2 separate regions of the Homo sapiens genome follow, and region 2 is linked to region 1. The links are chromatin contacts, found by Hi-C or POLR2A ChIA-PET in ENCODE. All regions are on one chromosome and are shown on one strand. The core of a region is the stretch at or near the end of the contact, and the rest is flanking DNA. Distances in the headings are between cores, read along the strand shown. Region 1 holds the start of WLS (Wnt ligand secretion mediator). Region 2 holds the start of DEPDC1 (DEP domain containing 1).

Evidence for each region. Hi-C counts contacts between places; a loop is a spot of excess contacts on that map. ChIA-PET counts read pairs that join two places held with the same protein, here RNA polymerase II (POLR2A). Pooled maps may share reads with other maps.
Region 2: a map of endothelial cell of umbilical vein shows a loop between it and region 1 (13-fold over the local background). The contact joins the promoter of DEPDC1 here to the promoter of WLS in region 1. A Hi-C loop is called at or near these places in 1 of 168 maps with a recorded cell type or tissue (endothelial cell of umbilical vein) and 9 of 50 pooled maps. POLR2A ChIA-PET finds 5 or more read pairs at or near these places in 2 of 52 experiments (activated CD4-positive, alpha-beta T cell and activated T-cell).

What each region holds. Positions count from the first base shown.
Region 1 is chr1:68,229,205-68,235,686 of GRCh38, forward strand. It overlaps WLS (Wnt ligand secretion mediator), which reads right to left and starts at 3,319. Exons shown (of 12, transcript NM_024911.7): 1 at 2,990-3,319. The coding sequence starts at 3,095.
Region 2 is chr1:68,493,136-68,499,617 of GRCh38, forward strand. DEPDC1 (DEP domain containing 1) reads right to left here and starts at 3,947. Exons shown (of 12, transcript NM_001114120.3): 1 at 3,817-3,947; 2 at 1,295-1,560. The coding sequence starts at 3,864. DEPDC1-AS1 (DEPDC1 antisense RNA 1) reads left to right here and starts at 3,541. Exons shown (of 3, transcript NR_110671.1): 1 at 3,541-3,636. RefSeq lists enhancers at 3,628-3,677, 3,788-3,847.

The sequences.
Region 1 (6,482 bases), core at 2,069-4,568:
GGGGTGGTTGTTTTTGTGCTGTATATTTGTGTGTGTGGTGTATGCAGTACTCACACCCTTACAAACAAGAGCTTTGCCATTTATATTCTCCCCTTCCTAAGTTGCTCTTCCTAAGTTTACTTTCATCAGCAAAAAGAGTGATCAAAAAGAAAAATATATTCTGGCCAGTTCAAAGGGGACATTTCTTTTTCTCACTTGGCCTACTGCAGATATATTAGAGAGACACTTCACACCCAGGACAACTGACTTTTTAAGTGGCAATAACAATGAGCAGCGGAGGAGTTCTCTTCTCACTCGAGAGAGCAGAGGAGGTTTCTGAACTTTACCTTGACTTCCAGCCTACAAACTGTTCCTTCAACTACTGTCTCCGCTTGCCCACTTTGTTGCTATTCTTTCCTTAGTTTCCTTTGTTTTCCAGCTTAGGGAAGTTTGGTGGGAAAATTTTTCACTTACATTTTGTTGATATTTATTTCCCATATTTGGGTCCTACCCAAATTTTAGATTTAAGAGCAAAAAAAAATTACTGTTTAAGTGAAAGAGGAAAGGCTAAGTCACTGTTCAACATGGGCTAGATCTGATCTGAATTGGAGACACAGCCTTTGCAATTGAGGAAGGAGAGGTAAGCAGTAAACTTATACAGTTTCCTCCAAGAAGTGTTATACATAGATATTTTTCAAGGAAATTGGAATAAAGCAGTTTATTAATTGAGGGGAAGCTAGTTACAGTTAGCACCTGCCGCGGACTTTTTGAGGTTGTCGTCATTAACCAAATTCTTCGGGAAAAACAATCTTTGGCACCACTTACTCCAGACAAACCCTGTTTGGAACAGACAAGTGTTCTGACCCTATAGTCGCTCCAATGTCCACCAGCCACTCACGAGTGCCCTTAGGGCTTCTCCTTGGTGGTAGCATCCCAGAAATCCTACTAGTTTCAGAAGTGCCCTAGGAAGCCTACTTCTTGGATAATGGGCTCTGTCTGCAAAGCTAGGAGATCAGCCTAGAAAAAGAAACACACCAACAAACACCAGGAAACTATGTGTAATGGTTTGCTGCTTGTGCAAAAACCTCAAAGAGGATGAAGGTCAGACAGGGATAATAGGCCAATTTAATTCTGAAAGCACAAGGTGCAAGAAATTTTAATTATGGTCTGCCACTGAAATCACACAAGATCCAATGGCATCTAACTGCAACTGCTCATCAAGGGAGACAAGAGGTGTAATTGTAACCGCTGCATAATCACTGTGAGGGCACAGGGAAGGCTGCCTTCAGCTCCCAGCAGAGAAGGTATTAAGAGCCTCGAAAAATCCAATACGGGGAAACGAGATTGCATGTAGCCAAACAGAAGCTCCTAACACAAAAGCCAACCCGTGTGTGTGTGTGCGCGCGTGTGTGTGTGTGTGTGTGTGTGTGTTGAGGGTGAGGGTTCCAGAAAGAAAATGTGAAGCTGTTTGGCCCACACTGGGGATAAGAGATTGTTTGAAAACTCTGAACCCTTTTCTGTTTTGTGGATAAATGCACACAGAGAAAAGAGCACTGTCTCCTTTAGGTATTTCTCTCCTTGATGAAGCTTCACCCACTCTCCTTTGTTTAAGACAATTGGCTTGGATGTTACCGTGATTTACAGTACCAAACTCCCTTTAATTTGTTCCCATCAAACCCAAGTCTGGAGACAAAACGCCAAGCACACGACTGGAGGTGCCCAAGCCTGTGCAGCTCTGGCAGCGACGCCGCCGGCGCCCCCGGGCGTTTTCCCCGCACCCCACATCGCGTGGGCGCCCGTAAAGGCACGCGCGGAGAAAGCCCCTCCGTGGACTCCCCACTCCGCAAAGTTTAACAAAGCCGTGAAGTAAGGAAACCGAACCTCCCGTCCGCGCCCGCTGCAAAGTTGGCATTGAAGTTTGTGCCGGGATGTCCCAAATCTTGAGGGGGCGGGGGGCGCGAGTGTGCAGAGAGGCGGGAGGATGGATGCAGATGGGGAGACAGTGAGGGGAAGGGAGTTTTTCCGAGTGGACGGTCCGTGAGGCGGTTTTCTTCACCCGGAAGCCTGTTTGACTCAGAGAGGTCCGGGAGGTGCACGCCAGGGGAGGTCTCCCGGGGCGGGCGCTGTCGCCGAGGAGGCCGGCGAGCTGTCACCTGCGGGGGGCTGTGGTGGGAGCTGAGGGCGCTCTCCTAAGCGCCAAAAGAGGACGGGGACATTCACAGTCACCGGCTCTCGGGGCTCTAAGTAGTGGGGGAAGGGATATTCACGAGTGGGCAGGAGGCCAAAAGCAACACCTTTCGGATACGCTTTTCCCCTCCGACCTCTCCAACTTCCCGCGGCGCTGGTCAAGGACTCCCTCCCACCCCACCCCATCCCACCCAACCTCCCGGCCGACAATTCGGACCTGTCCACGGCAGAGCGTGGGGTGGAGTGCGGCGGGAAAGCAGAGGGCGCGAAGGTCGGGACCCCAAATTGCAAACCCTCAGCCCCTAGCAAAGACGACCAAATGCATTTACAACCGTGCAAGTATCTCAGCCTTGTAACAGAGCTCCGGGTTTGCGCCGGGCACAGTTCCCCGACTCTTCTGTTGTTCCTAATAAAGTCGATTACGTTGCCCTCCCGGAGCTGATTGGAAGGGAACCGAGAGGAAAAGGGGGGGAACGCGGGAAAAAGCGGGGGGGGGGGGGGGCGAGCAATCAACTTTGTAACCCAGCGCTTCCTCGCGCGATCCGTCGCCATGCTTAAGATTCCCACCCCCGCCGCCCCCCTCTTGCCTTTCAAGTGGATACTGAAACTAGGCCAAAACTTTTTCCCCTCCTTTTCTCTTAGCCACTAGACTGGATTGTGCCCCACGGAGCCCCATGGAGCTCTGCTTTCTTAAGCACAATAGCCGGACTAATTAGATCATAGAAGCAAGGCAGTGATACTGTAACAAGTAGCCCAAGAGGCAAAGAGGGAAGGGGCCCGAAAAGACAGAAAGGGGGAAAAGTTTGCAGCTCTCCGCACTTACCAATCAAGCCTCCCACCAGAAAGGCGATGATTTGGAACACGAGCAGAATCCCACCAACAATGCACAGCTTCTTGGTGCTCATGTTTTCTATAATTGCCCCAGCCATTTTTGCGCCCCCCCTTTTTCTTTTCTCCTTGAAATAAATGTTTTAGGGTGAGCTTTTTGCTCCCTCCTCTCACACACTCCCTCCTTCCTCGCCTCCTTTCTGGGCGCTGCAAAACTTCAGAGGTGCTGGAGCGCGGCGAGGATGGGACCGGGACGGAAGGCGCCCGCACGGATTCCCCCGGCGCAGCCGGCTCGGGTTCCCCCAATGCCCGGAGCTGTGATTGTGGCCGCTCCGCCGCCTGTGGACGCTTAAAGGAGCAGGGAAGCGGATCACATGACGCCGCCTCCCTCCCTTTCTTCCTCCCTCCCTCTCGCGCTTCCTCCCTCCCTCCCTCCCTCTCTTCCTCTACCCCTTGCCCACCAGTTCGGGGCTCAGAGCTCTGGCGGGTGCTGGCGCCTGGCTCCCGAGTCTGGCCTGCAACCTGTCTCTCCAAGGTCTGATGCCATTTAGGGGTTGCTGTTGATGTTAAGCGGGTTCCCCCTGCCCAGCTTCTCACAGGTTTCCTTTTCTGGTTTCCGAAGTGCGAGATTTAAATCACCGGTGGACCGCCTTGCAGACCTTTAACTTACGCGTTGACTTTAGGAAATGGTCCCCACCCCACCCCCAACTGCTAGAACTCTCTTTAGGAAAGAGGAGGAGAATTTTTTTTAAAAGGACCCAATAGATGCCTAAGTCAAAACACAGAGATGCGGAATAAAGTCTCAGCTCGACTTCTTTCTACCAGATTCCCAGCCTCGGTTATTGGGCACATACCCAGCTAAATTCCCCACGGCGCCCCTTGAGGAAACTTGCTCTCCAGCCAAATCAGACCACTGTTCGTTACTCCAGCACATGTGCTTCCACAGCCTTAACCCTGGTTATTGCCTTAAAGAGAACATGTTCTACTCCATCAATGTTAAACCTGATCCAAAACCAACTAGTGTTAAAAAATCTTTCTAATTTTCCACACCACCTCCATGCAGTATCTCTGGGAACTGAGCCCCTACAATCCTGTATTTACATTTTTACCTCCTATTGTAAGGATTTGTGTACACGTTTGTCTCCACCACTGAGCTGTAAACTCCTGGGGAATAGGGACCAAGTTTTTTTTGTTCTTTGTACCCCCCATGGTGCCTAACAAAATGCTAGCTCTAGTAGGTGCCCCATAATCTTTTGTGGAATGAATAAGTGAATGTGAAAGCAAGCCCACAGTTTGTATTTCAAAGGTCTAAAGAGATCTTAGTTGGTTTAGAGGGTACCTATATTAAGTTACAATGTTTGTTGTCTCTTTGTGAGAAATCATATATTTATATTTATACTTAACTTCCATAAAAAGAGGGGCGGGGCTCCCGATAGAGATTTCCTGCTCTATCAAGCCTAAATTTCTGGGCCTGGTTTTTCCATGTTTCATAAACTGGCCGCTTGGCCAGTACAACTCACCTTACTCAATAGACCCTTGGTTTGGTAAATACCCCACCCTGCTCCCCAAACGTGCAGTTTCTACCACCACCACCCACACATCTTGTTTCTTGTCCCTCCCATCCTTACACACCCTCTTCATGCCAAGAGACTATTTTTCCCAGTCCTCTCTCCTCCTCTACTCTGTTCCTGAATTTTCATTGCCCTTATAAAAGATGTCATGCAGGTTACACTTAATAGAAGCATTCATTTCTAATCTCCAAATAGAACAGAGACTTGTCAAGGACAAGCACCAAACTTTATGCATACAAAACTCCATCTCTTCAACATCTAATAGTTCTTAACAGTTCTGAGGATATACACATCATTATGTGTCACATAAGGATGTTTCAGTCAACAACAGACCGTGTGTGTGACAGTAGTCCTATAAGGTTATAATACCATATTCTTACAACACCTTTTCTATAGATATGTTTAGATACACAGAGTGCTTACTATTGCATTACAGTTGTCTACAGTGTTCAGTACAGTAACATGCCAGACAGGTTTGTAGTCTAGGAGCAATCAGCTACACGGTGTAGCCTAGGTCTGTAGTAGGCTATGCTACCTAGGTTTATGTAAGTGCCCTCTATGACATTTGCACAATGACAAATCACCTAACAACACATTCTCAGAAGGTATTCCCATCATTAAGCAATGCATGACTGTGGTTGCTGTTTATCTATTCTCTCATTCAACTCTTTATCCAAGTCACTTATTGAGCCTTTAACATGTTCCAGGCTTTCTTTCTTAAGCACTCAAGGATACCAAGATGTCAAAGTACTTGCACCTGCCCCAGAGGAACCCCCCCCCAGTCCAAATGTTATTCACTGAATAGTAATTAATTACCTCTACTTTGGCAAACACCAGGTACTATCAGAAAGGATGAAGTAGACAGAATTGTTGTCCTTCCAATGTCCTTCAGTTCAAAGTACTCAGATACCTTGGGGTATCATGTTCTGAGCCCAGCACTCCTAAGGGCCCATTTATCTTTCCTAAAAGTCATTTGTTTTCTCATAAATACACTTCTTCTCCTATTAAGATAGAATATAAGCTCCAAATTCTATTAACAACTGCCTCCTTGAGTGGTTATGAATGCCCACATACATTTGATATATGTGAACAAAAATTTGTCTTTTGCCTTGCTAATCTGTCTTTTGTCAGTTTAGTCCACAGACCCCCAAGCACTATGCATAAGAGGGTAGAGAAAAAATGGTGGGTTTTTTGTTTATTTATTTGTTTGTTTGTTTTTGAGACAGAGTCTCATTCTGTCGCCCAGTCTGCAGTGCAGTGACACGATCTTGGCTCACTGCAACCTCTGCCTCCTGAGCTCAAGCAATTCTCCTGCCTCAGCCTCCTGTGTAGCTGGGATTACAGGTGCCCACCACCACATCTAGCTAATTTTTGTATTTTTAGTAGAAATGGGGTTTCGCCATGTTGGCTAGGCTGGTCTTGAACTCCTGACCTCAGGTGATCCACCCACCTCTGCTCCCAAAGTGCTGGGATTACAGGTGTGAGCTACCACGCCTGGCCCCCGTCCACTTCAAATATAAACTGGATCCATAAAAAATGTCTGGAGTGGTAGAAGTGATTTATTCAGATTAGTGAACTCCTTGACTTAGTTTTTAATGAGCTGCTACAATACACCCCACCCCCTCTGCTCTGAAATGCATCTCTGCAGAGTAACTAGCCTAACTCCTTAGGTTTCAGTTTTCTCATCTGTAAATGAGTTGCTGGTTCTCCACCAAGATGATCCCCTGCTTTAAAAGAGCACTTATTAAATAGTTATTTTAATTAAAAAGGGATATTTCTAATTGCTAATCAGTACTTCTGTCATGAGATTACCAATAATGCCCAACTTGGTGGGATGTAGACACCTGTAGTATTCATCACCATGGGCTGCTTTAAAAAAATTGAATTTCTATCACATCTTTTTAAACATTAAAAGTG
Region 2 (6,482 bases), core at 2,697-5,196, 260 kb after region 1:
AAGGAGCCCACAAAGATAACTGGGGAGTAGTTAAGAGAGGGAAGATTTGTAGAGTGCTATACAAAATGGATTATTCATATGATTGTTATTGTAGTTTACTTGTATGACATAAATCATTTTTGGTACATAGGAAACAATAAATTCTTAGACATTTCATTTGAAAAGTACCTAATGTTGTAGGAAAAAAAAAGCATGGGCATTAGATTCCACAGGCCTAGTTTAATGGATACATAACAAAGAACCGTAGGTCATAAGAGAAAAAGCAATTATGCTGACCTGTGGGAATCAGAAAAGCTCCACAGAAGAGGCTATAAAGGAGCTGAGATTAAAAGAAATGTATAAGTTTACTAGCCTGACAAATGTGTACAGTGTCTCACGGTGGAAAAACATTTCAGGCAGACAGAACAAGATTTGTTGAAGCATGGTCTCAGTTTCCCCATCTGTTAAAAGGGGTTAATACCTACCCTGCTTGGCTACTATAGCAATTAAGTAAGAACACATATGTAAATCATCAAACAGAGTTTCTGTTATATCTTAACTGCTTAATAAATATTCTCTTTAACCTGTGGTATATTTCTTCTGTTATCATTGTTATTTTTTGAGATAGTCTTGCTCTGTCGCCCAAGCTGGAGTGCAGTGGTGCAATCTCAGCTCACTGCAACCTCCACCTCCCAGGCTCAAGCAGTTCTCGTGCCTCAGTCTCAGGTGTGTGCTACTACACCCAACTCATTTTTTGTATTTTTAGTAGAGACGGGGTTTCACCATGTTAGCCAGGCTGGTCTCAAACTCCTAGCTTCAAGTTGATCCGCCCACCTCAGCCTCCCAAAGTGCTGGGATTACAGGCATGAGCCACTTTACCTGGTCCTGTTATTTGTCTGTTATTTATTATGTAAGATTTGCTATTATCCTATTACATGTATTCTTAAATTAAATTATATGTTTGAAGGGAAGGATCTGTGAACTTATAATCTAGAAACTATGCAACTAAAGGTCAGTAATATGTCCTTAAAATGTTATAAAGTGTTCAGAATATGCGGAAGTGATAATACATCAGTATTTCCCTTCCAATTCCCTACTTTATTATATATGCTAACACTTAAAAACTTTAAATTTTGTAGCAATTAACTTTCACATTACAATTTTTCTAAATGATTTTAGTTGAACTAACAGCATTAATAGTTTTCCAAAGAAATAAAACTTCTTTGAAGAAGCTGCTGTTATAGTAAAAGTATAATATAAGTAGAGATAAAACTTTACAGTAATTCAGTTTTACAGTTACATATCTGTTCATTACCTGAAGAGCTGGTTGTTATCATCAACATTTTCTGATCCCCACCTCCCTTTGATATCTTCAATTACATGATTCTTAAGAAATTTCCTCAACAGTTGGATAGTCTGTTGCCTTGTAACTTCAGGACCAAAATTGCTATTATTTCTTAATAGGTCATAAAGCCAATCCACTGCTTCTCCTGCTGTGAAACAATTGCCATATTTTTTAAAGTGTTGTCTGTGTTTTCTTAGAGGCATTCCTGCTCGAAAAGATGTGGTAACTTCATTCCACTGTAAAAAGAAGGAAAATATTTTTAAAAAATTGAAGAAAAATTAAATCTCATATTGATTTGAAGTACATTAGGTAAAGAAAATTCTTTAATTCACATCTGATTATATCATAAAAATTCTTGAAGAATCATTCATCTTATTTGTGCCATATAAAATTTTATATCTGGCCGGGCACGGTGGCTCATGCCTGTAATCCCAGCACTTTGGGAGGCCGATGCGGGTGGATCACCGGAGGTCGGGAGTTCGAGACCAGCCTGACCAATATGGAGAAACTCCGTCTCTACTAAAAATACAAAATTAGCTGGGCATAGTGGTGCATGCCTATAATCCCAGCTACTCAGGAGGCTGAGTCAGGAGAATCACTTGAACCTGGGAGGCGGAGGTTGCGGTGAGCTGAGATTGCACCATTGCACTCTAGCCTTGGCAACAAGAGCAAAACTCAGTCTCAAAAAAAAAAAAATTATATCTTACACTGCTTTCTTTTTATTAATTCTAGTGCTGTAGTAATATTTTTATGTAATAGCTTTTTTATTAGAAGAACTTCATTGGCTGATCTAAGATCCTTATTTAAGATCCTGAGCTTATTTAAGAAATCTGGAAATAAGGAAGAACTACAATCAATAGAGAAAACATTCATCCCTGTTTTTTACCTCAATTAATATTAATGTTGGTAGCACTGTGCTTCACATTCATTATTTCACTTTAATTACCCCAATTCTATGAATAGGTACTATTAATTTCTCATTTTTCACATAAGGAAAATAAAGCAGAGAGATTAATAAAATGACCAAGGTCACACAGCTAAGTGATGAACCTAGGCATTCAAACCCAGGTGTGATTGACTCTAGAAACTGATATTGAGCTGCTCACTCTGTACTGGCCTGAGGACACAGTAATAAAAATGACAGAAAGGGACTCTGTACTAAGGGAGATTACAGAACGGCTTTCCTGAGATGCAGTACAGGGTAGTGGCTTTAAGAACAGGCTCTGGAGTTAGACTAGTAGGGCTGGTTTCCCAGCTCTAGCTCTGCCACTATTGTTTATGACTTTTTGGGCCTATCTTCAATCTCTATGCCTCAATCTCCTTAACCACAAAACAGGGACAAAAGGACCTAACGAATGGGCTTATTGGAATGATAAAATGATGTAATATATGTGAAGTACTAGTAAGCATTCAGTGCATGTTTTCTTTTTCAGCGTGCTTATACTACTTTCATCTAATGGGTTTTAAATAATGTGGCAGGACTACTGATTGAGGTTCCTTCCTGTCCTAAATTCTATCCTTCATATTGGTAAATATAGCCAATAACTTACTAAGTAGCAGAATCCATGTAAGATCGCCATACCAGGAAGATCTGAATTCTAGCTCTGCCACTTGCTGTTGATGTGACTCTAGAGGGCATTTAACGTCTGTGAGCCTCAGTGTGCACCTGATAAAGTAGGGCTAATAATACATGCTCGTCTGAAGGGCATTCCTAAGAGGAAAATGCTTGTTATTCTGCAGATCACAACACACTTTAAAAAACAGCATCCTCCTGGGAAACCCCTTAAGGCAAGCATGTATTAGTAACCTTTACCAATGTGGAAACAGGCTCACAGAAGGTAGGGGACTCACCTAACGTCACATAACCAGCACCACAGTATCCTATAGAACCGAAGACCCAACTGCACAAAACGCGTTAGGAGTGCTGTACGTGCAATTCAGGGACCACCAGCAGTGGTTACTGATGGGTACTCAGAAATACCGTTTTGAAACAGGCAGCTGTTATCCTAGTGCTATTCGGCCGATACATCCTGCGTTAAATTCTATGGGTTCAATAAACAAAATTGCCACATTCGGGCTTGCCCCCCACCTAACCCTACAAAGCTTTGGACCTCATTCCCAATTGTTCCCTAATTCTGAGGCGGGTAGAAAATCAGGCGAGGTGAGCGGCCAAATCGGAATATTCTAAGACGCCCCCACGGGACGCCGGCCACACCAGGCACAGGAGTCGCTCCTCATAGCGAGTCTGGTGCGGCCTACGCGCGGCGCTTCCTTTCGGACCTGAGGCCCAGACCCTCAAAATAGAGGGAGCGGTGAGTCTGGCAAGGGTTGCATACCCGCTACTTCTCCTCGCCAGCCTTTTCACTGAACCTAGGGATCCTGGGACTCATCCCTCCGACCGAGGTAAAACTGCGAACGGTCGAGGTAAAACTGCGAACAGTGGTGACTGCCGTCAGCCCGCTGACCGGTCCCGTCTATCCGAGCTGTCTTACCAGCTTGGTGGCCCGATAAGGCCCGGGAGGCACACCCTGACTCTCCATAGGTCTGTCAGCGCCCGGTGGCGTCCATGGCGGCGAAGGCGACACTCAGGCCCAGCGGCCGCGGCAGTGGCGAGTCTCGGCACAACCGTTGGCCCCGCCGCCGATTTGAATAGCATAGAGGGCTGCGCGGATTGGCCGCGCCGCGGGTCACGTGACGCCACAGCCAGGCTCGGGAAGGAGTCGGCGAGGGCCGCTCGGCTGCGTCCTGGGGCTCCAGTAGCTGGCGCGGGCTGGGGTGGGCTGGGCTGGCCTGGGACCGCCTCGATGGGACAGGCTCGGGTTTCCCTGGCGCTGTTTCTCCCTCCTGCGGTCTACGGCGAGGCGGAGTCACAGAGTCCTGTTTTCGTGCTCAGAGGGGATGAGCTCTTTAGTTCCAAACGAAATTATTTGGAGTCCAGCCTTTGGTTTAAGGGAATTTGAAATTTGAAAAGACAAGAAAATACGGTTTTTCTGCCTGGCCCTACAGGATCTTCAGCAGTTAGCTTAGAAGGCAAAGCAACCTGATGGATATGTGTCGCAGTTTCTCTCTCTGCTGCCTATCCTCTCTCTCAGCAGGTGCCATGATTCTCTGAAGTGCTAAAATCTAGGTTCAGAACCCCCTAATTGTGCAGTAAAATGGATCATTCAGAACCCCCCAGTTGGGTAATAAAATGGATTATAGGTAGTCTTTCTTAAGTACATACAATGTGGGGCTTGGGAAAGGTTGTGTACAACTTGTCAAATTGCTTCCCTTAAACTCTACCACTGTATAAGAATGTTGGTTATGTTTGGATCGTGATTATACACTTAAAATTTCACTAGGATCTTAGAAAATAAATCTTCAACAGAAGTCAATTTTCAAATGACAAAAACTACATTCCGAGAGTTGAAGAGACTTACTCAGTCTTAGGTCTCCTTGGCAAAGCACAGACTTCATGCTTTTAATAAATACCCTGTCACCAGTCTGAAACTATCTGATGCTAAGAATCCCTTAGTAAAGTGGGAGATTGCTTGAGTGATTTGAAGCTGTGGAAGAATTCACTTGGAAATTAAATAGCAGTTTAAGAGGATAGGATGCAGTAAAAAGAAGAGATAAAGAAAAATGTTCAGGGAGTGGTAGTGTAGGTCTGTGGAGTTTTCCTTAATTTGGGCAGAAGCACATCTATTTTCTACCAGGACCAGTGGGTAGGAATTTTCAAAAACATACTTGGTAAACAGGAACAATCTACTCAATTTTCCACTTATGTTAAGGAAAAGTAAAATGATTGATGTTACAAAATAATGTTAACTGTTTCTTACCTGGCTTTATGATACATTGTCCCAGGATTTTCGTTTTTCTTTTCTTTTTCCTTTCAGAAGGAAATGGAGATGAGACTGTGGAAGCCAAAATTTATTTTTGCCCAGCTCCCCAAGTTGAAAATCATCTCACATACAGCCTTTGATATAGGTAGCCACAGCTTAATAGTACCTTAATAATCCACTGTGGCTGTGGATTCACTCTGCACCATCCACTTTCACATTTATAGTGTCTTTAGATGATAAAATATTTAAAAGTTAGGTTTTTGTTAAATGTGAGTGGTCTGAGTTTCTTTAAGGTAACTTTACATACCTTTGCTCTTAACAATTATTCATTGATTGCATAGTTTAAATCTTGGAAGTCATTTTATTTCCTCTCATTACCAATTCTGCGAGAGTCACTTTATCATCCTTTTCCTAATTCTCCTACATTAGAATTTCTCAGAGTGGGTTAAAAACTACATGTTTTAGAATTTCCTGCAATACCTGTTAAAATGCTGATTCCTGGGATTCCCCAAATCCTGATTGGGGTGTATGTATATATGTGTATGTATGTGTGTGTGTGTGTGTTTGTCATGGGAGGGAGAGTACAGGGTAAATGTGTAGGGTTGGAGGAGGCTGTATCTCTGAAGACTGTGCAGCTGAGATGCTGTAATGCCCATGAACTGCCTAGCTGTGGACTTATATATGAAAGAAATATGAGCCTCTGTTAATTTACTCTTCTAGCTGAACCTAACCTAATCTACTCATTGTGATACAATGAGTATCACAAAAGAAAATGAGCTCTCTTCTTTTGTCTGCCACCATGTGAGATGTGCCTTTCACCTTCTGCCATGATCGTGAGGCGTCCCAAGCCACACAGAACTTAATTCAGGTAGCTGGAGAGATAATGGTGGATGGGAGGCAGGACTAGATTGCAGCTCCCACTTGGATGGAAAGAGCAGAATGTGGAGGCTTGCACTGTGAACTTTTGCTCCAGAATGACTGCAGGAATAAATCAGGAAAGCTGAGAGAATTGATAGACCATCTGAAGGAAGTGGATTGCTCCTGCAGGACCCGGAAGACACCCCAAATACTGTGCTGGCTGGTATCCATGACTGAGAGACCCACAGACAGTTCACATCACACGACTCTGTGCAGACAACCCCCAGTACCAGCCCAGAGCCTGGTAGACTTGCTGGGTGGCTAGATCCAGAGGAGATAACAATCACTACATCTTGGCTCTCAGGAAGCCACATCCCTAGGAAAAGGGGGAAACCACTACATCAAGGGAACACTCCATGGGACAAAAGAATCTGAACCACAGCCTTGAGCCCTAGGCCTTTCCTATGACAGAGCCTACC